2 separate regions of the Homo sapiens genome follow, and region 1 is linked to region 2. Evidence: chromatin loops called from intact Hi-C (ENCODE). Cell type or tissue: heart right ventricle. All regions are shown on one strand. Links, peaks and the distances in the headings refer to the core of each region. The heading gives the core; the rest is flanking DNA. Region 1 has its middle 26 kb from the start of MIR365A. Region 2 overlaps LINC03107 (long intergenic non-protein coding RNA 3107).

Region 1 (2,908 bases), core at 213-2,712, 84 kb after region 2:
GTCTTTTTTTTTTTTTTTTTTTTTTTCAGAAGGAGTCTCACTCTGTCACCCAGGCTGGAGTGCAATGGCATGGTTTCGGCTCACTGCAACACCTGCCTCCCATGTTTAAGTCATTCTCCCACCTCAGCCTCTCAAGTAGCTGGGACTACAGGCGCGTGCCACCACACCCAGCTAATTTTTGTATTTTTAGTAGAGACAGGGTTATATTATGGGAGGCCCACCTCGGCCTCCCAAAGTGCTGGGATTACAGGAGTGAGCCACCGTGCCCGGCTGGTACCTGGTTTCTAGTTAGCATCTCTAGAGTGGCAGATGAGGGACCTCAGAGGGAAATCAGTTTCGGGGGAGGCTCTTGAATTCAGTTTTGGACAAGTTGAATTTGAGGAGCCACAGACACTAAAGAATTAGCCCAGGTTTGAACTCCTGAGAACACAGTGACCATGTTACCTGGGCAAGCCTCCCTTACCCTTCTGAGCCTCAGTTTCCCCAGGTGCAAAATGGAGTGCCTCACCAGGTAATTGTGAAGACCCTATGCAGGAATATAAGCAAACTGCCTGCCTTAGAGCCAAGGCACCATGCAGAGAAGCTATGTAACCCCATTACTTAGCACTCTTCAGCAAGAAGCAACAGACACAAAGGTAAACTGGCTTAAGCAGTAAAAGAATTTACTATTCCTGTAACTGTCAAATCCAGGAAGTAGATCTGGCTTCCTCTACAGGTGCATCTAAGGCTCAAGCATTGTCATAGGGACTGCATATCTTTGGGGGCTTCTTATATTTCTCAGGCACCTTCCATATGTGTTCCCAATGGGCACCAGCTTAGCAACGGTAGGGTTGGGGAGTCTTTTCCTATCTGGCAAAAAAAGTCTCAGGGAAGATTCTGATTGGCCCAGCTTTGTCATGTGCTCATCACAGAGCCAATCACAGTAGCCAGGCCCGGGTCACATGACTTTCTGCTCCTAGAAGACGGCAGCAGGCAAGTGGAACCAACAGTGCAGCAGCTGTCAGGTTCCCAGCTGGTCCAGTGGGAGTTTTAGGATGGGAACAGATGAGAATATGGTTTGTGGTGTACAGTAGAAACTCAGTTCATGGTGATGGTTTTCATTATGATTCTGGAGGTAGATCACCAAATGGCCCTCCATTTGGGTGTTTTAAAGTCCTTTACAAATATGACCTTCACCCCTAAAATCCTAAGTTCAGAGGTATCATCAGCCTCCTCCAGATAGTCTGTCAACATGCTTGGGAGATGGATGTGAGAGGTCAGTCCTGGGGGGCTTGCGGCACCCTTTCTGCAGCAGTGTTGGGGGTCACATTGTCTGTGGTGAGCCATGAATGTGCTCTGAGCATCCCTGTCACTGACCCTAACCAGGAGACCCAGGGACTCCCCACGCCTCCTAGGGAAAGTCCAAGGCGTCTGGTGTCGCCCAACAGCCAAATCAAGAAAACAGGTTCTGCAGAGTTAGGCAAAGACCTTTGCGGTTCATAATGTCAGCGAGAAAATTCCAAAACCTCTGAGCGAGCTGTAGTGTGGACGCTCCTTTCAACAACCTGGTTCTGATTGGAGCTGCCTGGTAACTCCCTGCCAATTAGCAGCCATGCTGCGGAAACCTGGAACTTTATAGCTTAGCAACGAGAAATCTGGAAGAACTCTGGAATTAATTTAAGGAAAGGGGAAGGAAAACATCAAGAAGAGAATTAGCAGCCAAATAATCTGGCTGTGCGTTTGTATTATTACCTTTGCTGCCAAGATAAGTATTGAAACTTTTCAGCGTTAATTACCGGCAAAGAGGGAACCAGTGAGATATCTTGTCTCAAACTCTGGGGCTGATGTTTTTGTTTTGTTGTCCTAAGCTACTATTGAAGTAGGGATGTGAGCAGAGCTAAGAAAATGTGGTCAGAACAGGTACAGTAATTAAAAACCACACCAATCCTGCCTTCCACGTCCTCCTCCAGGAGCTTCTCCCTTTGCCAGTCTTTTTCTGGGATCATTTTCCATCCTGTGACATCATGGATAGCAGCCTGGGAAGTGGAGACCCTGGTGGCTATGGAGGGTTTCTGTGATTTCAGATGGAGGCCCAGTTGGAGGTGATAGCAGTCTTTGGTGGGGCCATTCAATGACTTTTTTTTTTTTTCCTTTTTTTTTAGACAGAGTCTCGCTCTGTCACCCAAGCTGGAGTGTAGTGGCATGATCTCGGCTCACTGCAACCTCTGTCTCCCGGGTTCAAGCAATTCTTGTGCCTCAGCCTCCCGAGTAGCTGGGACTACAGGCATGGACTACCACACTCAGCTAATTTTTTGTATTTTTAGTGGAGATGGGGTTTCACCATGTTGGCCAGGCTGGTCTTGAACTCATGACCTCAAGTGATCCAACTGCCTTGGCCTCCCAAAGTGCTGGGATCACCGTGCCCAGCCATTTTATTATTATTTTTTTTGAGATGGAGTCTCGCTGTGTCTCCCAGGCTGGAGTGCAGTGATGTGATCTTGGCTCACTGCAACCTCCACCTCCCAGGCCCAAGCAATTCTCCTGCCTCAGCCTCCCGAGTAGCTGGGACTATACAGGCGCATGTAACCACACCCAGCTAATTGTTGTAACTTTTAGTAGAGATGGTGTTTTGCCATGTTGGTCAGGATGGTCTCGAACTCATGACCTTAGGCATTCTGCCCACCTCAGCCTCCCAAAGTGCTGGGATTACAGGTGTGAGCCACATGTCTGGCCCATTCAGTGACTTTTGAGTGTCATTCATGTGTCTCCACTGAGTCAGGCTGTAAAACAGTGCACATCACACACCCACCCCCGCCCCTGTGGGCTGACAGTCTAGCCAGGGGTGGGGGAGGCTAGATATTAATAATCAGCTAATTATACAAATAGCTGTGTAATTACAATTGCACTGATGTCATGGAAGAAAAGGGTA
Region 2 (2,908 bases), core at 197-2,696:
GAGGACTGCTTGAGCCCAGGAGGTTGAGGCTGCGGCTAGCTATGATTGTGTCACTGCGCTCCAGCCTGGGTGACAAAGCAAGATCCTGACTCAAAAAAAAAAAAAAAAAAAAAAGGAAGAAAGAAGAAAGAGAGAGAAGAAAGAAAGGAGAGAAAGAGAAGGAAGGAAGGAGAAAGGAAAGAAGGAAGGAAGAAAAGGAAGAAAGAATGACAAAGAAAAGAAAGAAAGACGAAAAGGAAAGGAAAAGAAAAGAAAAAAGAAACAAAAGCAGGAAAGTGAGGGGAGAGGGCCAGGAAGACAGAAGACAGGATGGGCAAGAAGGGTGGGAAGGATTCCCACACCAGATTCAGGAGTGGCTCTGCATTGGGAAATCCATCTACGACTGCTGGGGACTTGGTTTTGCAAACATGCACAGAGAAACCTTCATCCACCTCTGTGCAATGTTGGACTGAAGTAGAAATGAGCCGCTGTTTTCTGGAAGCACCCCATTTCTTTGAGCTGATCTTCTCTAATAATGAATTCTGGTGAAGCCTGCCATTCACAGCACCCTGCCCTCCCATCTGTAGGAGGTGGGAACAGGACCCAGGCCAGTTGATCAGAGAGCTCCCTTGCCCTGGGATGAGCATGTGACCCAGATGTCTCAATCATGGGGAAGATCCTCTTGCCTGTTATAGCCACTATGCTGGAAGAACAGGATGTGGGCTTGCTGGCCGCCATCTTCCAGTCCACGCTGGGAACCCATCTGCAGGAGGAGGGAAGGAGGACAACCCAGTTTGAGGGAGCATATGGACAGCAGCTATAGAAGGCTCCATATGTGCCCAGTGCTAGATCCACCCCATCCCTTCCTGTTCCATAAATCCATACATCTTCTCTCACTTTTGCTTACCCTAGTTTGAGTTACATTTCTGACACCTGCCACCATAAAAGCCCAAATGATTACAGAGAATATTTGGCTACAGGAAAGACCCTGCAGTCTGTGAAAAAAGAGGCTGCTGGTGCATAGTCATCGTAGACCAGTGCAAAGAGTGAAACAGAAACATCCAGCTTAATCTGCAAAAGCCTTTTTGGATCCTTGAGAGGCGCTCATTAACTTACAGCAAATTGGTGAGCTGATACTCTTCTTTCATCCAGGTGAGTGCATTAACTAGGTTAATGTTCCTGTCTCAAGGGACTGCTGTAGGTTAGGGTGAATGAATGAAAGAAGCAAGTTTTTAAACAGGAAAAAGGCTGCAGGGAAGTTGAGGTGACAAGCATCGTTTCACCCCCAATGGAAGGTGAGCTTGTCTGTTAGGTCCCAGGGACTGAATTGGAGTTCCGTGGTTAGGGAATGACCCATCTCAACAAGCAACTTCCATCATCCTTCCATGGGGATCTGATTAAGGTCTTCTCCAGAAGGAGATGGCCTCGTGAGTTGGGGCTTTTTAATCTCCCTGTCCCTCCTCTAGAAGGGCATTGCTACTGGCCTTGCCCTGCCAAGTCTTCAGTCTACAACAACACTGCCCGGCTTCAGACACAGCCCAGATCCTTCCCAGATCCTTCCCAGACACAGCCCAGATCCTTCCCAGACAAAAAGTCCTTCCGACTTTTTGCCCTTTCGGCCCAGCCTTCCCTATCACTTATGCTGAAATTGGGAACGTTTCCCAAACCAACAATTTCCCAGTCCACAATGTTCCCTTGCTGAGTGTCCCCACAGGAGAGACAGGCAGCCTGATAAATAAAACCAGTCATAAAACCTCCCTGCCTTAGCAAAGGGACTGCTTTGCCAGGCTACCGTCACATAGCACTCCTGTCTCCCGTTTGACTTCATATAGTGAAAATTGTCTAAAAGATAAGGCAGGAGCTCTGGTTGACACCCCCCCTGCCCCCGCCTCATAGATCTCTCTCTAGAAGCATTGGAAGAGGCCGTCTCAAAAAAGAAAAATAAAATAGAAGCATTGGAGGAAAGATGTGGTTTGTAGTGAAACAAATTGGAAGTCAAGCTCAGCCTCAACCACTTACTTGCTTCTGACCTTGGGTAAGTCCTATGTACCTAGGAACCTCGGTTTTCTTTTCTTTCTTTTCTTTTCCTTTTTTTTTTTTTCTTTGAGATGGAGTCTTGCTCTGTCGCCCAGTCTGGAGTGCAGTGGTGCAATCTCGGCTCACTGCAACCTCTGCCTCCTGGATTCAAGTGATTCTCGTGCCTCAGCCTCTAGAGTAGCTGGGACTACAGGCATGCACTACCAGGCCCAGCTAAATTTTGTGTTTTTAGTAGAAACAGGGTTTTGCCATGTTAGTCAGGCTGGTCTCGAACTTCTGATCTCAAATGATCCACCCGCCTCAGCCTCCCAAAGTGCTAGGATTACAGGCACAAGCCACCGCACCTGGCTGGAACTTCGACTTTCTTCTGTACAATGGAGGGGGGACAGTAATACTGCAATGTTTACAATTAGGTTCAACTGAGAGTAACAGAGGTCTGAATACAGTAACTGAAATGGGGTGGGCAGATCACTTGAGGCCACGAGTTCAAGACCAGCCTGGGCAACATAGTGGCATACCATCTACAAAAAAATAAAAATTATCCGGGCGTGGTGGCACAGGCCTGTAATTCCAGCTATTCGGGAGGCTGAGGTGGGAGGAACACTTGAGCCCAGAAGGTTAAGGCTGCAGTGAGCTGTGATTGCACCACTACACTCCAGCCTCGGTGACAGAGTGAGACCCTGTATCTAAAAAAATAAAAAATAAAACATTTGGCCATGCCTATCTGCAAGAACATCTGGGAGAGGTAGCTGTGGTAGGTAGCCTCAAAAATGGCCCCAATATCACTGGATGCAGTGGCTCACACTTTGGGAGGCCAAGGCAGGAGGATTACTTGAGCCCAGGAGTTCCAGACAAGCCTGGGCAACGTAGTGAAACCCTGTCACTACAAAAA

What was found. Peaks named below come from ENCODE experiments on the same cell type or tissue, not always from the same donor. Only the 100,000 strongest peaks of a DNase experiment are listed, where the experiment ranks them.
Region 1: a loop joins it to region 2, with 1.9 times the contacts of the local background. A loop is called at or near these places in 1 of 110 quality-filtered maps.

The regions. Positions count from the first base shown.
Region 1 is chr16:14,333,538-14,336,445 of GRCh38, reverse strand. No RefSeq gene overlaps it. Among named protein-coding and RNA genes, the nearest start is that of MIR365A, 26 kb to the right of the region's middle. In heart right ventricle, for the core only: no CTCF peak of the experiment used is centred there; no DNase peak of the experiment used is centred there.
Region 2 is chr16:14,417,740-14,420,647 of GRCh38, reverse strand. LINC03107 (long intergenic non-protein coding RNA 3107) reads left to right here. Exons shown (of 2, transcript XR_007065002.1): 1 at 1-2,014. Among named protein-coding and RNA genes, the nearest start is that of LINC03107, 9.5 kb to the left of the region's middle. In heart right ventricle, for the core only: no CTCF peak of the experiment used is centred there; a DNase peak (open chromatin) is centred at 1,677; H3K27ac peaks cover 1,208 bases.